Regions from separate parts of the Homo sapiens genome. Here region 2 is linked to region 1. Evidence: read pairs that join two places in POLR2A ChIA-PET (ENCODE). Cell type or tissue: Caco-2. All regions are shown on one strand. Each heading gives the region's core, and the rest is flanking DNA. Links, peaks and the distances in the headings are about the cores only.

Region 1 (11,247 bases), core at 1,415-9,414:
GCCACCAAGAGAGACACACAGAAGTGGACACCAAAGGGTGCACAAAAGCTATTCCTGCATCCCAGGCCAGCCAAGGGACAGCCCTCCCATAGAGAGAAGGGTACAAGGGAGGAATTTTGACAACGATTAATCAGTTTCAGTGGGAGAGAAAACCTAAAATACAGCCAGGAAGAAAAAAACTCAGTAGCATGATCCAAATCTGATGGGATTTCATAAGATCTCCCTCTAATCCACTTCCTTTGCTTCATAATTGATTTCGGTTTTAGCCAAAGCAAGCTTCTCAAAGTTAGGCTTTTATCCCCGATCTTGTGCCTGGCATTTGCTCCGGGGGTCTTGTAGCCCCAGTGAAAATGTGAGTTCCCAGGAGGATGAGCCTCATACTTATTTTCTTTTACATCCTTGTATTGTATCCATAACAGAAGCACCATAAATGTTTACTGATACCTCACATCTAGAAAAGTTGCTGCCGAAAAGTCATGCCTTGACCTGGACTTCATGCCTTTGTCTCATAAGTACAGCGATTTGTCACTCCATACTGGACAGAGCTTGGGGGGAAACCGAGGTCTTCTCTGTGGAATGTGAGGTCTTCTGGTCTGTCGCAGGCCCAGGCTTCCCTAAGGTGGAATAAGAAAGGAAGGGCTTCATGTTTCAGAGGGAGAGAGCAGCCGGTGATGCAACTGCTGAGTGACGTCCCAAGGTAACAGAGAGGAGACGGGCTGTGAGCTGCCCTCACCCTGGCCCACTGCCAGTGGCCACCAGAGCAGGGAGTGCCCATAGTGTTGGCCAATCAGACGAGGACTGCAGAACAGGAGAAATGGGAACTGTGGTCCTGAAAACCTGTGCTTTCTCGGCCCGATGAAATGCAGAGTTATGTGATAGCATGCTTCTGACTTTCAATATTCTGAAAAACAACCCAGCAAACATATGTGTATACACATATACAGGAAAGCCTGTACATCTATATGCTTTTACATATGTATATGTATAGCAGAGATCTGCTTGCTCAGGAAATGTACCCATGGATGTGTATGTTGTGATTGATACACACACAGGAATATCCATCTGAGGAGGCTGTGTGCATGTGCCCAGATATATAGAGGGAGGGGCTTTGAGCTGAGCCTGGTCCCAGGTGCCCCTTGCTTGTGTTTCTGGGCAAGGATCGAGCCGAGTGCAGTGAACACGCTCTCTTATTTATTTATTTATTTATTTATTTATTTTGAGATGGAGTCTCACTCTGTCGCCCAGGCTGGAGTGCAGTGGTGCGATCTCGGCTCACTGCAAGCTCCGCCTCCCAGGTTCATGCCATTCTCCTGCCTCAGCCTCCCGAGTAGCTGGGACTACAGGTGCCCGCCACCATGCCCGGCTAATTTTTTTTTTGTATTTTTAGTAGAGACGGGGTTTCACCGTGTTATCCAGGATGGTCCCGATCTCCTGGCCTCGTGATCCACCCTCCTTGGCCTCCCAAAGTGCTGGGATTACAGGTGTGAGCCACTGCGCCCGGCCGTGAACATGCTCTCCTGCTGCGGGCCTCCAACTGCCTGAGGACGCCAGCTGTAACCTTGCCATTCTTCAGCCTTCCCCAAGGCCCTCACCTGCTGATGCAGGAAGTGAACCCCATTAACTGCTGCCTGATTAGCAAGGCTGAGCAGGTGTCTGCCTCCCGAAGAGGGAGCCAGGCTGGGAGCACCCCACAGATAGGTCTGCAGGAGAAAGGGCTACCAGGGGAGCCCCGCCACGGGGGCACCCTTCACTCTCACCCCACAAGCTTCTCCTTTCCATCAGTAGATATTTGACTCAGTAGATTTGAGACATGATTCCTGCTCTTCTTCACTCCACACATTCTTTGCCCACTTCCATTCTGTCTAACTCAAATTCTCTGCTTCAGCCAAATTAGCCTGCTCATGGTTTCCTGAATATAGCTGGAGATTTCCTGCCCCCCCAGGGCTTTGCCTGCTCCGTCGTCTTCTACCCTGGAATGTGCCTCTCCACCAGGTGTTCCACCACCCGCCCCAACAACGCCCCCCACTACCCCCCCTCCACCCGCCTCCCGCCACTTCCAAACACTACCTACAAGAAGCCTTCCCTGACCACCCAACTGAGTGTGCTCTCCCTGCGCAGAACCCTCTCTTAGGTTGGCCATCTGGTACTGGCATTTAGGGTTAGCTTTCTGTGGGCATGAGATTACAGACTTGGTGTTCTCATCAGATACTCTGGTGTGCCTGACCAGAGGCCCCTCTCCAGCCTTCTTTTAAGGCCTTTTAAGTGTCCAGAGTGTTCTAACCCGTCACCCCCAGTTTCTGTGACATTGCCCTTCAAACATGGCACAGACATAATGAGATGATCAAACAAAACACCGTTACTAACCGCACACAGCACATGGTCAATGTGCAACCCCTGCCTTAAACCAAATAGTAACCAATTAAGAGTTTGTGTTCTTATTTGGGTATCTCAGGATGACTGGAAGTCTTTATTTATTGAGTTCTTTACTCCAAGCACTAAGCCTTCTTGATAATCCACTCTGGAAAATCATTTCAGGGGCCCATTTTTGCTGGTTTGGTTTGGTTTTTGCTTTTCTTGGCCTACAAAATTACCTCTAGGAGTGGGTGAATATTAATCTAGGACCCAAGACCCTAAGCTCTGACCTTAGCTACCCATTATGCTGAACTACAAGGATTGACTGGCCAGTTTGGGAATGATTTGAACTGTCTGCACTGTTCTCTTTTGAGCTCCCTGTTTTGTTTTGTTTTTTTCCCTGAAACATCTCTCTAGAGGTTGGCTTGGGTAACAGCAGCATGCTCACTGCTGGAATTCTTGTCCCAGACTCAGTAAGCAGACAGCATTCACCAAGTATGAAGTTTCTGATACCCAAATGTAGTCTTTCCCTCTGTAAGCCAAAATTGTCTGCTTGGGAATCTGAATCAGAAAGTCCTTGGGGGATGTGGAGACTGGAGCGATTCCCAAGTCTGCCACGGGACATAGCTTTCCATGTGGACAGTGATACTGAAGGCTGTGGGGTGGACAAGCAGGAATCCTCCCTCCTGGAAACTTTCAGTTCCTCCAGCCAGTCCAAGGCTAGATTGGGGGTCACTAGAAATTTCTGAGCAGCCCAGGATAGGAAGCCCAGTCTCTAGGGGGACCCTGTCAAAGCCTAGCATCCTTGGCATCTGTTAGATCTGTCTCGGCCTCCAGCTTTGCTTGAGATCACCTTTTGCTTCAAGCTGACTCGATTGCCTGCTGGTCAGCTCTGCCTGGGGCCATCCACTATGGTGACCACATTGGTCTCCTTCAGCCAGCCTTAAATTCTGTCTGGTTCTGTTCCTTGATTGTGATGAGCGTGCAGGTGCTTGCCTCTTCCATACCTCACACACATTACCTGCAAATTTGCACTGCACCTCCCAACCACAGCCCCCTGCCTGCCTGGGACAGAACGTGAGATGGAAGGTGAGAAAAAAAAAATCAAAGCTCTCCGTCTTACTATTTACAAACTGTTCTGGTCAAAAATTGAGTAGAGGAACAAACTGATGAAACTATTCTTTTTTTTTTACTAAAATAAATAGAAATTTCTAATAATCCTTTACATTCTCATAGTATGATCAAGAGTTTACAGAGTGTTGTCATATGCATTGCCATGTAATCCTCACACATGCCCCCATAAAATGGGGGAAAACGGATATTACTATTCCCATTTGACAGATAAGGAAATATGTGCTTTAGAGAAGTCTATTAATTTGCTCAACGTCATGCAATTAATAAATGATACTGCTGGAAATGAAATGCAGGCCTTCTTCTTCTAGGTCTAAAGACATTTTTGAAATACCTCTGGTGTTCACTTATCCTTACTCTTCCTGCCATCCTGTACCAGGGCCAGATCAGAAGTGAATGATCTGAATGCTCTCTGTGTGATCTAAGTGTGGCCTCCATCTGGCTTTTGTCTCGGCAGATTGGGCTAAGTCCAGGGAGGAGCGCTGGCTGTTTCCAGGCATGCGGGCTCATTATGTCCAGGTGGAGGAGAGTAATGACTTACTCACTTTCTTACTCACTTACTCAGTTACTTACTCGGCTTCAAGCCAAGGAGCCTCTCCCAATTCTTCAGCCCCAAGGGGCCTCCTACAGTAAAGAACCCTCACTGGTATAGGGATTTATGCCACTGAGACAATGTCTTTGGTGCCAGTGACTCTGCTGGTTAGAATGAAGGAAAGGGACTGACTCCTGGCTGTGTGGAAACCACAGAAAAGAGGACGAGGTTCCCGTGGGCACATCCTCTGCTTCTTCCTACCCTTGGGCTTAGCTGTGTCTAACAGAAACAGCAGCAAGGGATGCCAAGCACAGACCTGTCCCCGTTCTACGGCCTGGACAAAGCCATAGGCAGGGTTTGGTCTTAGCCCTATCTCCACCCAAGGTGAGATGTCATCATCAGAAAACTCCTATTGGGCATCTACCTGCAGCTCGCAGGACAGCAGTGATTTCTGCAACACCATGCCCTCCAGCAGCAACTCAGGCCCCCTGGTTTTGCAATATCGTGGTGGTAGTTCTAAGTATCCCTGGGGTGGGGTAAAGGGACAGGAAGTGTTGTTGATACATTCTCAATGCTAAATGTATCAAACTTCACACCGATTTAAAAATAAACATATACCATCTGGCATTTTTAGGAAAATGAAGAAGGGATGGGTTTGGGGAGGATGAATTGCTAAGTGGCACAAAAACAGGCTATTACCACTCCAGATAGATGTGAGTCACTCGGAGGAGCTCAGTCTTGTGTCTTTCATTCCAAACCCCTGAGCCAAGCAGACCTGGTAGCAGAGCTGGAGGGTGGCCAAGCCCAGGAAGCCACGCTGGGGGCAGGAAATACAGCAGGGTAGTTTTTAGCTGGTATCCAGGGAACAGAGCGGGTGATGGAAAGAGGAGAGGCAGAGGAAACCCATTACCACCTGGTGTCTTGCTACTAGGAAGATGGAATTCACTTCAGATTTTGGTCCGTTGGTGACTTGATTAACTACACATTGAAGGTAGACAGCTTACTGAGAGACAGAGGGGGTAGTGGGTGAGGACCATAAACTCTGGAGTTGGTAGGATGAAATGAGTAAATATATATAAATCACCTAGAACAGTGCTTAATGTTCTAAGTAAAATACTAATGTTGGTTATTGCTACTACTGAGTACAATGAAGAGCTGCAGTGGAAAGTCAGGGTGCTAGAGTGGCAATAATATGCAACACAGCTGGGTGCCGTGGCTCATGCCTATAATTCCAGCACTTTGGGAGGCCGAGGTGGGTGGATCACCTGAGGTCGGGAGTTTGAGACCAGCCTGGCCAACATGGTGAAACCCCGTCTCTACTAAAAATACAAAAATTAGCTGGGCGTGGTGGCACCCACCTCTAGTTCCAGCTACTTGGGAGGCTGAGGCAGAAGAATCAATGGAACCTGGGAGGCAGAGGTTGCAGTGAGCCAAGATGGCGCCATTGCACTCCAGCCTGGCTGCAAGAGCCAAACTCCATCTCAAAAAAAAAAAAAATGCAACACAAATGCATTTAAGACAGAAACCTGTTCTGCAAAGAGGAAGAGGTACCAGTAGATGCAATTATGGCAGCCTGGGGCTTTCTATAGGCCAAGTTTAGGCTACCTCATTGGAATAATATAATGTAGTTTCAGAACTGTGACTTCCGGCTTCAGCAGGCTGGAAGAAATCCATCTCCCATTAATCTTTCTATCAGACTCCAGGAAAAAAATAAAGCAAAAATATTTTCCTATTTCATCTTTAAGAAAGTCAAATTATTCAAGACACACTGAGCACCTATCTGCATAAAATAGTCTAATGATGATAGGAGTTAAAATGAAGTAAAAGATTTGTTCCCTGCTGTTAAGGATCTTATAATCCCTTTGGGAAGACAAGGTCAATACTGATACAGATGAAAGTATAATCTTCTTCTTCTTGAACAGTAAGAATCTATAACTTCACACATTTCTCTCTTTGCCCAGACTTTGAGCAAAGCTTATATTTAAATTCAGTGCCCAAATTCTGAAGCAACTCACTTTTTCTCAGGAGTCCTTCTGGATTCAATTATTTATTTACTTTTGAGATCTGGTTATGAGACTGGCTAATTTTTTGGTAGAGACGGGGTTTTGCCATGTTGCCAGATTGGTCTTGAACTCCTGGGCTCAAGCAATCTATCTGCCTCGGCCTCACAAAGTGCTGGGATTACAGGTGTGAGCCACTGTGTCTGGCCTGGATTCAATTTTTTATTACGAGTTTTATTTGTTTCTTTTTTAAGATACATATTCTAATGACAAATCATTTGAATCGTTTTGGGAATCAGAAGGTCAAAAGCACTAAAACCTTTTCTACTGGCATGAACTAGCAGTACAAGAAAAATAACCTGACTGGGCATGGTGGCTCACACCTGGAATCCCAGCACTTTGGGAGGCCAAGGTGGGTGGTTTGCTTGAGCCCAGGAGTTCGAGAGCAGCCTGGGCAATATTGTGAGACTCTGTCTCTACAAAATACACACACACACACACACACACACACACCACACATTAGCCAGGTGTGGCGTCATGTGCCTGTAGTCCCAGCTACCCAGGGAGCTGAGGTGAGAGCTCTAGGCTGCAATGAGCTGTGATTATACCACTGCACTCCAGTCTGGGCAACAGAGTGAGACTTTGTGAAAGAAAGAAAGAGAGAAAGAAGAGAGAAAGAAAAAAGAAAGAAAAGAGACAGAAGAAAAATGAGAAAAAAAGAAGAAAAAAGAAAGAAGAAAGAAGAGAGAAAGAAGAAAGAAAGAAAAAGAAAGAAGAAAGAAAAAAGAAAGAAAGAAAAGAAAAAGAAAGGAAGGAAGGAATAAAGAAAGAAAGATCCATGATGAAGACTCACAGAATCTTTGAGTTAAAGGGAACTTGGAAGTCATGGAGTCAACTCCTGTCCCAAAGTAGATATCCTATAAGCTCTCAGATGCTTGGATCCCAGCATTTCCCTAAGCAGACTTCCAGACCATTCTGTGGTGAGTCCGCAATTTTGGAAAATTCTTTGAACAGAAATCTATCTCCCATTCATCCTTATCCCTAATGATCCTCCTTCTGCCCTGCGGAGTGACATAGAACAAGCCACGTACCTCTTCTTCATTGGCAGCCATTCCTATACATAAAGTCAATAATCATGTTCTTCAGAAGACTCCAGGCTAGACATGCTCAACTGCAGTGGCCCCTCATCCTGCTGAGCAGTGCCCAAGGCCTGCAGCCTCCTCCTCTGGTGGATGAACTCTAGTTTATCAAGGTCCCTCCTGGAACCTTGTGCTACAGAGTGGTATAAATATGACCTGGCCAGCACCAAGATTCCTGGGCCAGTTACTCCGTGAAACATCAGGTTACTCTCTGTCTACTAATATAGCTCTGAGGTTTCATTAGCTGTTTCACCAGCTGCTTCCCACGTGGGGCTCTTACTGAACCTGTTGGTTGACTTAACTCCCTATCTTCTGTTTCACATGCACAAGTCAGGCCTCTACTGTGCAATATATATTTTCAACCAAAAGTGCAGGCCATTATATTTATTCATGCTAAATCTGAACTTAGTGGTTTTAGTCTATCAAAAACTCTAGGAAGACCTTTCTTTCTCTTTTAGAGACAGGCTCCCACTCCATTGCCCAGGCTGGAGTGCAGTGATGCAATCATAGCTCAATGTAGCCTCAAACTCCTAGGCTTAAGGGGTCCACTCTTGTGCACCACCACACCTGGCTAATTTCTATTTTTTTTTCCTAGAGACAGGGTCTTGAGCTGGGAGTCCTAGTGCACACCTGTAATCCTAGCTACTCGGGAGGCTGAGGTGAGAGGATCCCTTGAGCCAGGAGTTCAAGGCTGCAGAGCTATGATTGCACCACTGCACTCCACTCCAGCCTGGATGACAGAATGAGACCCTGACTCTTTAAAAAAGTAAAATAAAATAACAGGTTCTCGCTATGTCACCCAGGCTGATCAAACTGCTAATCTTAAGGGATCCTTCTGCCTCAGCCTCCGGAGTAGCTGGGATTACAAGCTCATTCTTAATGTTTATCCTGTCAACTATAGATTATAACTAAATTTTCATCTATTTTTGATTAGCTAGCTATGGTAGCTTTCTGTCATTTACAAATGTAGGCAGCCTGCCTTCAGACTTCAAGATTACTAATGAGATGCAGAGTGACCTTGAACTAGACAGTTAACCTCTGTAGAGCTCTGTTTCCTCATCTGAGGAAAGCAAGGGAGCAGAGAATGACCTCGTAGGTCTCTAGGAATTTCAGTGTACCTTATGCAAATAAAATGGCCAGCTGGTAAAAGACAGGGAAGGGGAAAAAAGCATAGACTGACCCCTTTCACTCATGGTATAAAGTGGTCAAGTAAATGTTCTATGTTCAAATATATGTATTTTAACTTTAAACCTCAGGCATTGTCTTCAGGTAATTAAACTCTGTGAACAACATGGTAGATACCTTCATTCATAATTAAACATTCAATTTTTGCATAGTGCTAGTCTGTGGGGGAGAAAAGCTGCAAAATTTACAGGTATTTTGTCAATTTAATTGCAGTAAATTTGTTCCTAAATTCAGTACGTTATCTAAAACTGCTTGATGAAATATTAGTCTTTTTTTTTTTTCTGAGACAGAGTCTCACTGTGTCGCCTAGGCTGGGATGCAGTGGTGTGATCTCAGCTCACTGCAGCCTCCTCCTCCCAGGTTCAAGCAATTCTCCTGTCTCAGCCTCCCGGGTAGCTGGAACTACAGGCACACGCCACCGCACCTGGCTAATTTTTGTATTTTTAGTAGAGATGGGGTTTCACCATGTTGGCCAGGATGGTCTTGATCTCTTGACCTCGTGATCCACCCGCCTCGGCCTCCCAAAGTGCTAGGATTACAGGCATGAGCCACCGCACCCAGCCAAAGTCACTAATACAAAGTATTAGTCTTATACTCACTTTAATGCAATAGGTGCTAAACACTGTTTTCAGTATTCAGAAATTCACTCAATAAGAGAATTTATAAAAGATCTATTGCCACGTTGAATCCACTCCTATTAATTTTCCAACAGCCTTTAGCCCTAAATTTATTCAAGAGTAAAAAACCTTTTGGCCTGATCTGATTTTAGAAGGTACATTTTAAAATAGTCAAAAGGACTAGATTCCCTCCCATCACACTTAACTTTCTCAGTGGGGAAAAAAACAAACGCTGAAAAGGTTTAAAGAGATTCTAGAGTTGACATTGAGCCCCCAGCCCTCACCTTCTGCCCTCTTTGCTATCTTCTCTCAAGGAAGAAGAAAGCAGCATTAGGTTTCATTTCATCTTGGAGAACCATCAGCGAGATCACACAGCCTTATTGCCAACCTTTGACAGTTCTATTACTCTAGTTGCTTTTCCTGAGAGGTCTCCCCTACCCCACCCATCAAAGCCTAACCCTCTCTGACAAGTTTTTCAATTTACCCAATCATCCCATCAGCAGTAAATGCTGAGATTAAAACGTGAGGATCAGAGGGACAGGGCAGCTTTTCTATAGCAGGACTGAGGCTGAGGCCATCAGCAGGGTCAGTATCAAGTGAGCTCCAAGCTCCGGCATCCCTGGCTTAACCCAGGGCCTTGGAAAGCTCACCCCTTTCTCTTATTTTCTCTCCCTATTCTTACTTATTGAGGATTTTAAAATAGTAAAGGAGATACTGCGTTTTTCTGAGTAAATCAAAATAATCAACCAAAAAGCTACAAAGAACTAACCCTAGTTTCCCAAAGAGTTTGTGAGCTAAATAATTTAAATGCTATATACCAGGTGAGGGCACAACAGATGTGTGGAGGGCAGTGGAGTGGGACCGTGCAGGTCCTGTGGGGAACGGGGCTGGGTGAGTTGGATATCCCCATTGGAGAGGATTGGAAAGTCTTTAAAATGTTAATACCCTTGGACTCAATATTCCACTTCTGGGACTCACCTGGAAGGAAATTATTCACACATAGGAGCAAGATTTATGAAGAAAAAATTTTATTGCCATTATTTACAATCAATAAAAGTTGGAAATATTCAATAAAAGGGAAATTATGAGATATTCATATGATAAAAATATTGTATGACATTTAAATTAATGTTTTTTAAAAATCCTCAAAGGAGGAAGAATTTCCCACAAAGTTATTTTTAACAAAAAGCAGGATGCACTTGTGTGTCTGTGTGTGTGTGTGTGTGGTTTTATCTCAACTTAGTTTAAAGCTAGAAAGCTAGAAAAAAGACTGGAAAGAAATATGAATATTACTAATGGCTTTCTCTAGGTGATGAGATTATGAATGCTTTTCTTCCTTTATGTTTCTATATTTTTCAGTTTTTCTAAAATAAACGTTTTCGCCTAGTGCAGTGGCTCATGCCTGTTATCCCAGCACTTTGGGAGGCTGATGAGGGCAGATCGCTTGAGCTCAGGAGTTTGAGACCAGCCTGGGCCATGTGGCAAAACCCCATCTCCACAAAAATTAGCTGGGTATGGTGGTGCATGCCTGTAGTCCCAGCTATGCAGGAGGCTGAGGCAGGAGAATCGCTTGAACTTGGGAGGCAGAGGTTGCAGTGAGCTGAAATTGCACCACTGCCCTCCAGCCTGGGCAATAGAGCAAGATCCTGACTCAAAAAAAAAAAAAAAACTCCAGCGTCAAAAATAAAATAAAATGAGAAGTAGGAGAAATTATTAGAGATTCTGGACCTTTTAGGGCATTTTTCCCTAATATCCACTCAGGCCGTGCCCAGATGGCCTTGCACCTTCAGCTGTGGCATCAAACAAAACTGGGAATTGCAGCTTTACCACTTATCTCGCTGCATAAGCTTCCACAAGCAAGTTACTTACTGTTTGTGCTTTTAGGTTCTTAATATGTAAAACAATGTTTTACATTAAAAATTAAATGAAATAGCTCCTGAAAAGCCCAGTCACATTGTCAGAGCTCAGTAAAAATGTGTTCCCTTATTCTAGTACTGGGGCAGAACACCTGCAGGTTTGTAGGTGGGGAGACAGTGGACAGAGTGGCTGGGTGATGAAGTGGGGCTCTAGAGGATGAGCAGAGATTGCCTCTGAGCCGACACCCTGGCCCTGTCAGTTCCCGTCCTCACATGATGGACATGAAGGGAACACGAATGAAGCAGATGATGATACGGTTAAGTAAATACCACCTGGGACCAGAGAGAGCCCTTCTCAAGGAGTCGCCAGCCCAGAGTCGGCCCTCTTCTGAGCTGGCCGGCTGGAGTCAATCTGCTTTGGACAACACAGCTTCA
Region 2 (8,000 bases), core at 1-8,000, 200 kb after region 1:
ATTTCCCCCGGCCTCTCACTGCAGGCAAGGCCTCTCCTGAAAAAGATGCTTTGGGAATTATCAGACCACGAAACACTCAGAAACATCTCCATTTGTGCAGCAATGTTGGGGTTTTGCGTGTATTGGAGCCCCACAGGTTGCAAGGAACCCGGTTTTGTTCCTGTCCTGCCTCCCTCCACAGGGCAGGAGTGGGGTACACTGCAGCAGGAGGGTGGCCAGAGCGAGGAGCTACGGTTTGGGTAGTGTCCGTTGTGGCATGTGCATTCTTACAGGTGTGCGGCTTCCTATGTCGGCCACGCTTGCCTGCAGCTGTGAGGGGAGTGCTTGGCAGTGCAGCAGCTGGCAGGAGCGATGGCCCTGGGGTTGGAGGTTTGTCTCCACCCTTTCCCCATCGTCTCTGTCCTGTGGCTTTGCAGTGAGCGGTGCCTTTGCCGTCATTTCCCTGTGTGTCCCCACAGTGTCCTGCTCAGGGATTGGCACGTGGTAGGGTTCTAAGGAGTGCCAGGAAATGGAATCTGTCGCCCCACCCCAGCACACAGACCTTGATCATCAGCCAGTTAAGTCCAGGCCTTTCTGGGTCCCCCCTCCCCCCACCACACCCACAGCTCTCCTGAGAGGCTTCTGACAGGCCGCAGTCACACAGAATTGAGTTCCTCTAACTAGACAGTGGGCCAGGATGAGAGAAGACTTTCCATTCTCAATTCCCAGGGTCATGGGTTTATATCAGAATGAGTCCACTGCCCTGCTTGTGCCCTCGAGGCCGTCTATGAAACGTAAACCAGCGATCTCAGTGTTTGCTGCTTGAAGCACCCTGAGGGATGGGGCTGTGGCTTGAGTTTGAGCGGCTGCAGTCAGGAACTTCCATGGGCTCCGTGAGGAGCTGCTCTCCCAGTTCTGCACACTCCCCTCCACAGGCAGAGGCTGGGCCAGACCCACAGGCAGCCTTCGGTGGTCCCCTCCCTACCCCATCCACCTGAGGAGAAGTGCGTGAGGTCTGTGAGCAGGAGGCATTCTTCCCTTTGTCCCCTTAGTCGGGCTTGGGTAGGTGGCTTCTCATGCCCAGGTACCCTGTCCTGCTGATGCCGCTCTCTCCTCCCTCCTGTCTCTCTCCGCCTGCTCAGCAGCTGCTTTGCCTGACATGCATTGTTTCTGATGGTGGCCCTTCCCCTTCCCCTTCTCAGTTTTTCTTCATTCCCTCACTCTGGCTATGTGGTTATTTCCTCACAGTAGTTCCGAGTCTGAGATGGAGGAGGAGGGAGAGGAGGAGGAGGAGGAGCCTCGCCTGCCCCCATCTGACCTGGGTGGTGTTCCGTGGAAGGAGGCCGTGCGGATCCATGCCCTTCTGAAAGGGAAAAGTGAAGAGGAGCTAGAGGCCTCAAAGAGCTTTGGGCCTGGGAATGAAGAGGAGGAGGAGGAGGAGGAAGAATATGAAGAGGAGGAGGAGGAGGACTATGACGAGGAGGAGGAAGAGTCCAGTGAAGGTCAGAACAAAATCTCTGCTCCGAACTCTGCCCTGCCCCCCAAAGTGATCTGTTTCATGCGTGAGTGTAAGAGGTTTCTGGGGCTGACGTCACACGGACGTGCCTCCTGCACAGCCCAGGGACCACCCCTCCTGACATAAGACATGGGGGGCAGAGGGGAGGACACCGTAGCGTTGAGCAGGCGGTTGGCAGTGGAAGTAATGTCCCTTGTGCACATTGGTTTAGAAACTGGAAGTGGAAGGCAGAGAGCCAGTCCAAGTACTCATCCAAGTTAGGCCACTCCTACTTGTCTCCACCTCGTTTTCTCTTTTTGCCCTGTAGTTTCAGTTGAAAAAATTAATAAGGAAAGGGAATTTAGCTTTCTAGAGGATTCCCTGATCCTAGTCTAGGGTTTCGGAGGTGGCTATGAGCTTAGTGCCCACTGGATGGGGCTCAGTTGATGGCACGCAGGGCAGCGTTTTGGGGACAGTGTCCTGAAGGGATACTCAGGCCCAGGGGCCAGCCACTCTGGCTGGTTCTGAAATAGTCTCTTGCCTTGGACTTGAGATTTTTCAATTCTGCCCCATCTCTGGGTGTGTGTGGCCTCAAGTGATGAGGAGGGACTTGCTGGGCCTGTGCAGGAGAGAAGGCCATTCTTTCTCTGCTCCAGCAGCGCAGAAGTCTGGGGGGTGGTGAAGACGGAGCCAGGGCAGGTGGAGATCTGAGTCCCCAAAAGATAGATGTGGAGTGAGCAGGAAGGACATGACCTTTAATTTCTGAGCACCAGTGACTCCCTGCAGCGGTCAGAGGATCGGTTGAGTTCTCAGTGACCCCAGGCCCTGCAGAGCTGGCACTGTGCTCATCTCTGCTTCTCCTGGCACCTGTGTGCTTGCTGCCCAGTCCCATCCGGGGGTCTGTTTTCTCTGGCACACAGGGCTGAGCCCTTGCCTGACAGGGCTCATGTTCCTGATCCAGTCCCCTGGGAGCTGTGCAGCTCCAGGATGTTGGCCCCAGTGAGGTGGGTTAGCAGAAGGAACCGCACCGTTGGGCGTCCGCGAGAACAGCTGGCGTCAGGGACTTCCTCGGGCTCCCTAAGGACCTGCTCTCCCAGTTCTCTACTCTTCCCTCTGAGGCAGAGGCTGGGCAGGACCCACAGGCAGCCCTTAGTGACCCGCACTCCACACCCTGTCTGCCTTAGGAGAAATGGGGTCTGTGAATCTGGGCTCTCCCTCCATGCTGCCGTGTCTGCGGAGCCAGGTGCCGGCGTGGCCTCTGCTAGCCAGCAGAGTGAGCATGCACAGCTGGTCCAGGGCACGGTGTTTTGTTTGCACTGTTCCAGACATCGTCATCTCCATCTGATGATGATCACTCGGCAGCTTTGAGCCCTGGCACAGCTTCGGGTCGAAGCACGTTCCCTTTTCAGGAGAGTTGAGCCGAGCTTTCCTTCACGCAGACTTAATTTCCTGGACTTAGTGCTAACGTCAAGACCAAACCTGTAGGAAAAGAGCTTTAACTACACAAACACATACTGACAGATTCAGCCAAACTCCGAGAGTCCCAGACCGGAGCCTGTGTCCCTAGCGCAGGTGTGTCTGTCGGGCAGCCGACGGTGCCTGTGCAGGCAGTGGCTGGACACCACTACTCCCTTCTCTTCCCTCCCTGCTTGATCGCGCTGTGGGATTCCTGATGCTGTGTGGGTCTCTGGCTCCCCCTGCTGTAGAAGGGGAGTACTGCCCCTGGGACACAGAACTGCAAGGCCAGTGGCGCCAGGTACCTCCCACAGGAAGAAGATTTGAGGACATTTAAAGGTACCCACTTTACCCCGTGCCCACCTTCTACCCCAGCTCCCTGGCAGCCATCCAAAATTTGCCTCCAAGAGCATGTCTCACAGACAAAGGTCTGTGTTTTATGGAACTGTGCTGACGGGCTCTGCACACATCTCACTGGGCTACTCTCCCTGGTCCCAGCCTGCCCAGACAGTCAGGCGCAAAGTAACATGTGAGTCAGAAGAGGTTCTGGAGGAAGTTGGAGAAGGCTCCAGAAGTGGCCTCATGGAATGCGGCCCCATCTATGCCGCATATGTTTTACTGCAAGCTCATCTCCAGCCAAGACTTGGCTCCTTCTCTGATGCAGGAAACCTATCGCCAGTGCAGGTGCCTTTAATGTTTCTCTGAGAAAGGAGGAAATGCTGGCTTGTGCTGTCGATAAGTCCCCAAGGCTGCATGTATTAGCAGGAAGCACAGCAGGACTCTGAGAGAAGAATGTGTCTCTTCTCTTTGTTGCTGAGAAGGTAGAGAAAGGCCCTGCACTCTTTGACTTACCTTCCTCAGTCCTGTGCATCCAGGCTGTTAGGTGACTCTGCTGTGACTTAGTCCCACCCAGCACCATAAAGAAAGGCAAATTGACGGCCGGGTGCAGTGGCTCATGCCTGTAATCCCAGCACTTTGGGAGGCCGAGGCGTGTGGATCACCTGAGATCGGGAGTTTGAGACCAGTCTGACCAACATGGAGAAACCCTGTCTCTACTAAAAAATATAAAAAATTAGTCGGGCATGGTGGCACATGCCTGTAATCCCAGCTACTTGGGAGGCTGAGGCAGGAGAATTGCTTGAACCTGGGAGGCGGAGGTTGCGGTGAGCTGAGATCGTGCCATTGCACTCTAGCCTGGGCAACAAGAGCGACACTTCGTCTCAAAAAAAAAAAAAAAAAAGGCAAATTCACCTCAGAAAAAGTCCACAAATCTATAGAGACCAGCAACATCTATAGAGACCAGCAACTCCAACAAGGGGCTAATACTCCACATACGGCTTGCAGGGCCAGCAACAAATCTATAGAGACTAGCAGCTCCAACAATGGGCTGATACCCCACATACGGCAGAGCACAGGGCCAGCATCACACTGGGTGGTCTTGCTGGTCCTTTCTGCCCATTTCACATTCCCTGTTGCTTGAAGAGGCTGTCATAGTGACTGAAGCCAAGGCCAGATTGTCTGGTTAGACTCAGAGGAGGCATGTCACCCATTCCCAGATGGAAGCTGGCTCCTGGCAGGAACACGAATCCTTCAGATCAGGTGGCACCTGCTGAACAGCCACCTTCCCTTCCCAGTTGCTAGCTGTCCCTTTATCTTAACCCAACTGTGTGGCACGGTCCAAGCACTAAGTACAGGGATCCCACAGGGCAGGGATCCAGAGGGGCCACTGGTGAGTTTCCATGTAGCTGAGAAACCAGGCCTTGTTTCCAGAGGTGATAAGCAGGGCACCACATGGAGTTCTCAGGTGAGGGCTTTGACCTCAGAGAGCTGTTGGTCTCATTCTCGCCTGTGAAATTCCAAGGGTTTGGAAACGTACATGAAAGAGCTCTGCTTCCCTCCCAGCCATCACCTCCCCTGACTCTACCCTCCACTGGGATCCGTGTCCTTGCCTCAGACCCAGCATGCAGCATGAGGCCCACTAAGGGACGGGGACTTTTTCTCTCCAGCAGCAGCTCCAGCTGCAGAAGATGCAAACCGAAGTGCCAGCAAAGTCTATCTCTGTCCTGTGTGAGCTGGCCGGCTGGCGGCAGAATGACACAATCTCTTCCCACCTCTCTCGTCACCTGGCCATCAGCTGGGCGAGTGGTGGTGGGCACCTTGCTGTGTGACCAGCAGAGGGGCAGGATAGTGCATCCTGGGGTCTCACACTGTGCTAGGGACAAAGCAGGTCCTTGTGACCCCTTGGGGCTGGGCCTGCAGAAGCAGGCTGGAATCTGCTCTTTTTCCATCTTGGTGCATGGGCCCCCTGAATGCAGCTCAGGATGAAAGGAGCCTCAGAAAGGAATGTGTGATTCTCTTCACTGAATTGAATGGTACATATACGGCTGGAAATGACCAGGTCACACTGAATGAGCAGAAGGACTGTGCGTGTGTGTCTGTGTGTCCATGCGTCTGTGTGTGTGTGTGTGTGTATACATGTGCATACATGTTCTTAATTTTTACTTCTTTCTGATTCATACTGACCCTGGCCAATGCTGTAACTTCTCTTTCTGTTTCCTTTCCCATGCTATTTCATCCCCTCCTTCCCCACCTCATTTCTCCACCCCTTGACCCTGGGACACTAGCCGGGAACCAGAGGCTCCAGCAGGTCATGCACGCGGCGGATCCTCTGGAGATCCAGGCTGACGTGCACTGGACTCATATCCGTGAGAGAGAGGAGGAAGAGAGGATGGCGCCGGCCTCTGAGTCCTCTGCTTCCGGAGGTAAACACTCCCAGCCCCAGGCCGCAGTGTGCCCCGAGCACCACCCGCCTGCTGCCTCTGTCGCCACAGGGGGCCTTTCTGTCAGGGCAGAGCCACCCATGAGGTCACACACGGGAGCCAGGCGCATCCCGCTTTGCTGCTGTCAGTTGTGACACCTGTACTTTTCATCTGAGGATATGTGAAGTTCTCTGTGGATTAAGAGGTTGTGGACTCTTTCTCCATTGATGCAAAATGGTAAAATGAACCTGATCTTGGGTAAACCAAGAATTTTCTGTCTTTCTCTCATGTTTCTGGTCACCGCTGCTCTTTCCTCACTTCGTAAAACGTTCTGGTACTTTTCTTAGAGTGTGTCTGGACGTGAATGTGTGTTGGCAGGAAGGGGGCGGGAGGGGCATGTTTGGAAGTGAAATGAAGTCTTGGGAAGAGATTTCTGTCCAGGAGGCCTCCACAGTAGCATCGTCTCCAGCCCCAGGCTTTAGGTGTGACGGTCTGTGTCACACAGTAGGATGAAGATGAACCTTATTCTGGCTTTTTTAAATAAAGGAATAGCAATAAGAGAAGGACCGTGGAGACTGCTGAGGGACGTGGTGGCCGCTGTGCCATCTTTCCTGGCATGCTGTCTTCCAAATACCCACCCTCGGAGTCACCTCTGCTGTCACTTCTGTGCGTGCACATTTTCATTCAGCGCCGGTCACGGGCCACACCCCCTGCCAGGCTCTGAGCATACAAAAGGGGCATTTCCTGCCATCATAAAACAGCATTAATAAGACGTTTGTTCCTCCCTGGCCCCAAATCTTCACTTGTAGGCAAGACCAACCTCCGTTTCCGGCTTGTGGTGGCACCATGAGCACCCGCATCACTGGGCTGGCCTGTGAGCTGGGGAGCGCTCTGCAGCCCTGGGCCGGCGGTGGCCCTACCTTGGGTTTTCCCTCTTCTCTTCTCATCCTGATTCTCCATCACACAGGCTAACATCAGGGCTCGCACCCCTTGTTGGTGCCAGACAGGCGTCTGTCCTGAATGCCTTCTCACTTTCTTTCTCTTTGGGATTTTAAGGATGACCTTGGCTCTCCTCGTTGGGAACGCATATTGCTGTGTAACTTTGTATTTGTCGTCTGTTTTAAATTCAGTGCCCGACCTTCCCTCCATACGCCACGCGGCGGTGCAGGCCTGGCTGGAGACGGTCTCCGGAGGTAGTCTGGTGATGTTCACTCTCTCCCCACTCACCGTAACCTCTCTCTAGGCGGCTCTGCTGGTACCTTAACACTAGACTCCTGGGCCTGTTGCAAGTGCATGCCAGGGCGGCAGAGGCGGGTGGGGGTACCTGCATGCCTTGCCAGACAGCCCGCCCTTGCATGGATCAGACGCACACCCCCCCTTCAGGGCAGCTCAGAGGGAAACGTGAGGGCAGGCAGGACAGACACAGGCAGGTTTTTATTGATAAGAGTCGGATAAAAAGGCCAAAGCCAAAGGAACGTTTTTGGCACTGAGAGTTTTAAAATGTGTTGAGAATGAGGTGGTTACCGATTGAGTGTGAAAGGGGAGGAATCAGAAGATATTCCACAAGCCTACCAAGCTATCAGAGAAGGAGGCTGTCAAAACCAGGGGGTTTATGGGAGGATGATGGTGGAGAGGGAAGAGCAGAGGATGGGCGGGTGCTATTCAGCAGAAAGTGGGGACAGGCTGGGTGTGACCAGGGGTGACACCAGTCAAATCCAGCCCGAGCTGCAGGCGTCTCTTCAAGTACAAGAGATCGTTGAGCAGCCTGAGTTGTCCTTCCTACATGTTTCTGGAAGTGTGTGTTTCTCACCGAGGGGCTACTGGCATTTGGGGCAGGACAGCTCTTTCCCTTGCAGAAGGTTTAACATTCTTGGCCTCGGCCCTTGGAGTGTCCGTGCAGCCTCCACCACCTATGAAGACACCAAAAATCCCTCCACGAGTTGTCAGACACTGCTGGAGGAAGGGCAGTGTTATCGCCAACAGCACCACTGTCCTAGCGGTCACTTCTGGGATGCGGACATGGGAGCTCGTGGGGCTTCAGCAGCCTGTCCCTGTGTCCTCCCGGCAGTGGGAGAAACAGGCACACACAGCCGCAGGGAAGGGCCACTGCTCTTTGCGCAGAGACGGCTGGCTCCTCTTCTAGATAGCTTGGGTCCCTAGGGCGGTGGGGCAAGAGCCTCCCAGCTGGCGGCTGAAGGAAACCAAGAGCTGAGCGGGTCAGTGGCTCCTGGCTTTCATAGCACGTGGCTCATCAACCTGCGTGGCAGCTTCTAGCACCCTGCACTCCGTCTTAACCTGAATTTCACCCCCAG

The links. Peaks named below come from ENCODE experiments on the same cell type or tissue, not always from the same donor. Only the 100,000 strongest peaks of a DNase experiment are listed, where the experiment ranks them.
Region 2: POLR2A ChIA-PET joins it to region 1 with 10 read pairs; 5 of 35 experiments call an interaction of 5 or more read pairs at or near these places.

The regions. Positions count from the first base shown.
Region 1 is chr22:18,025,414-18,036,660 of GRCh38, reverse strand. LINC01634 (long intergenic non-protein coding RNA 1634) reads right to left here and starts at 7,276. Exons shown (of 2, transcript NR_024417.1): 1 at 7,107-7,276; 2 at 1-901. RefSeq lists enhancers at 7,087-7,186, 7,227-7,296. In Caco-2, for the core only: no CTCF peak of the experiment used is centred there; no DNase peak of the experiment used is centred there.
Region 2 is chr22:17,825,335-17,833,334 of GRCh38, reverse strand. It overlaps MICAL3 (microtubule associated monooxygenase, calponin and LIM domain containing 3), which reads left to right. Exons shown (of 32, transcript NM_015241.3): 21 at 1,228-1,481; 22 at 5,554-5,691. Among named protein-coding and RNA genes, the nearest start is that of LINC00528, 52 kb to the right of the region's middle. In Caco-2, for the core only: a CTCF peak has its summit at 3,170 (motif pointing left); a DNase peak (open chromatin) is centred at 3,144.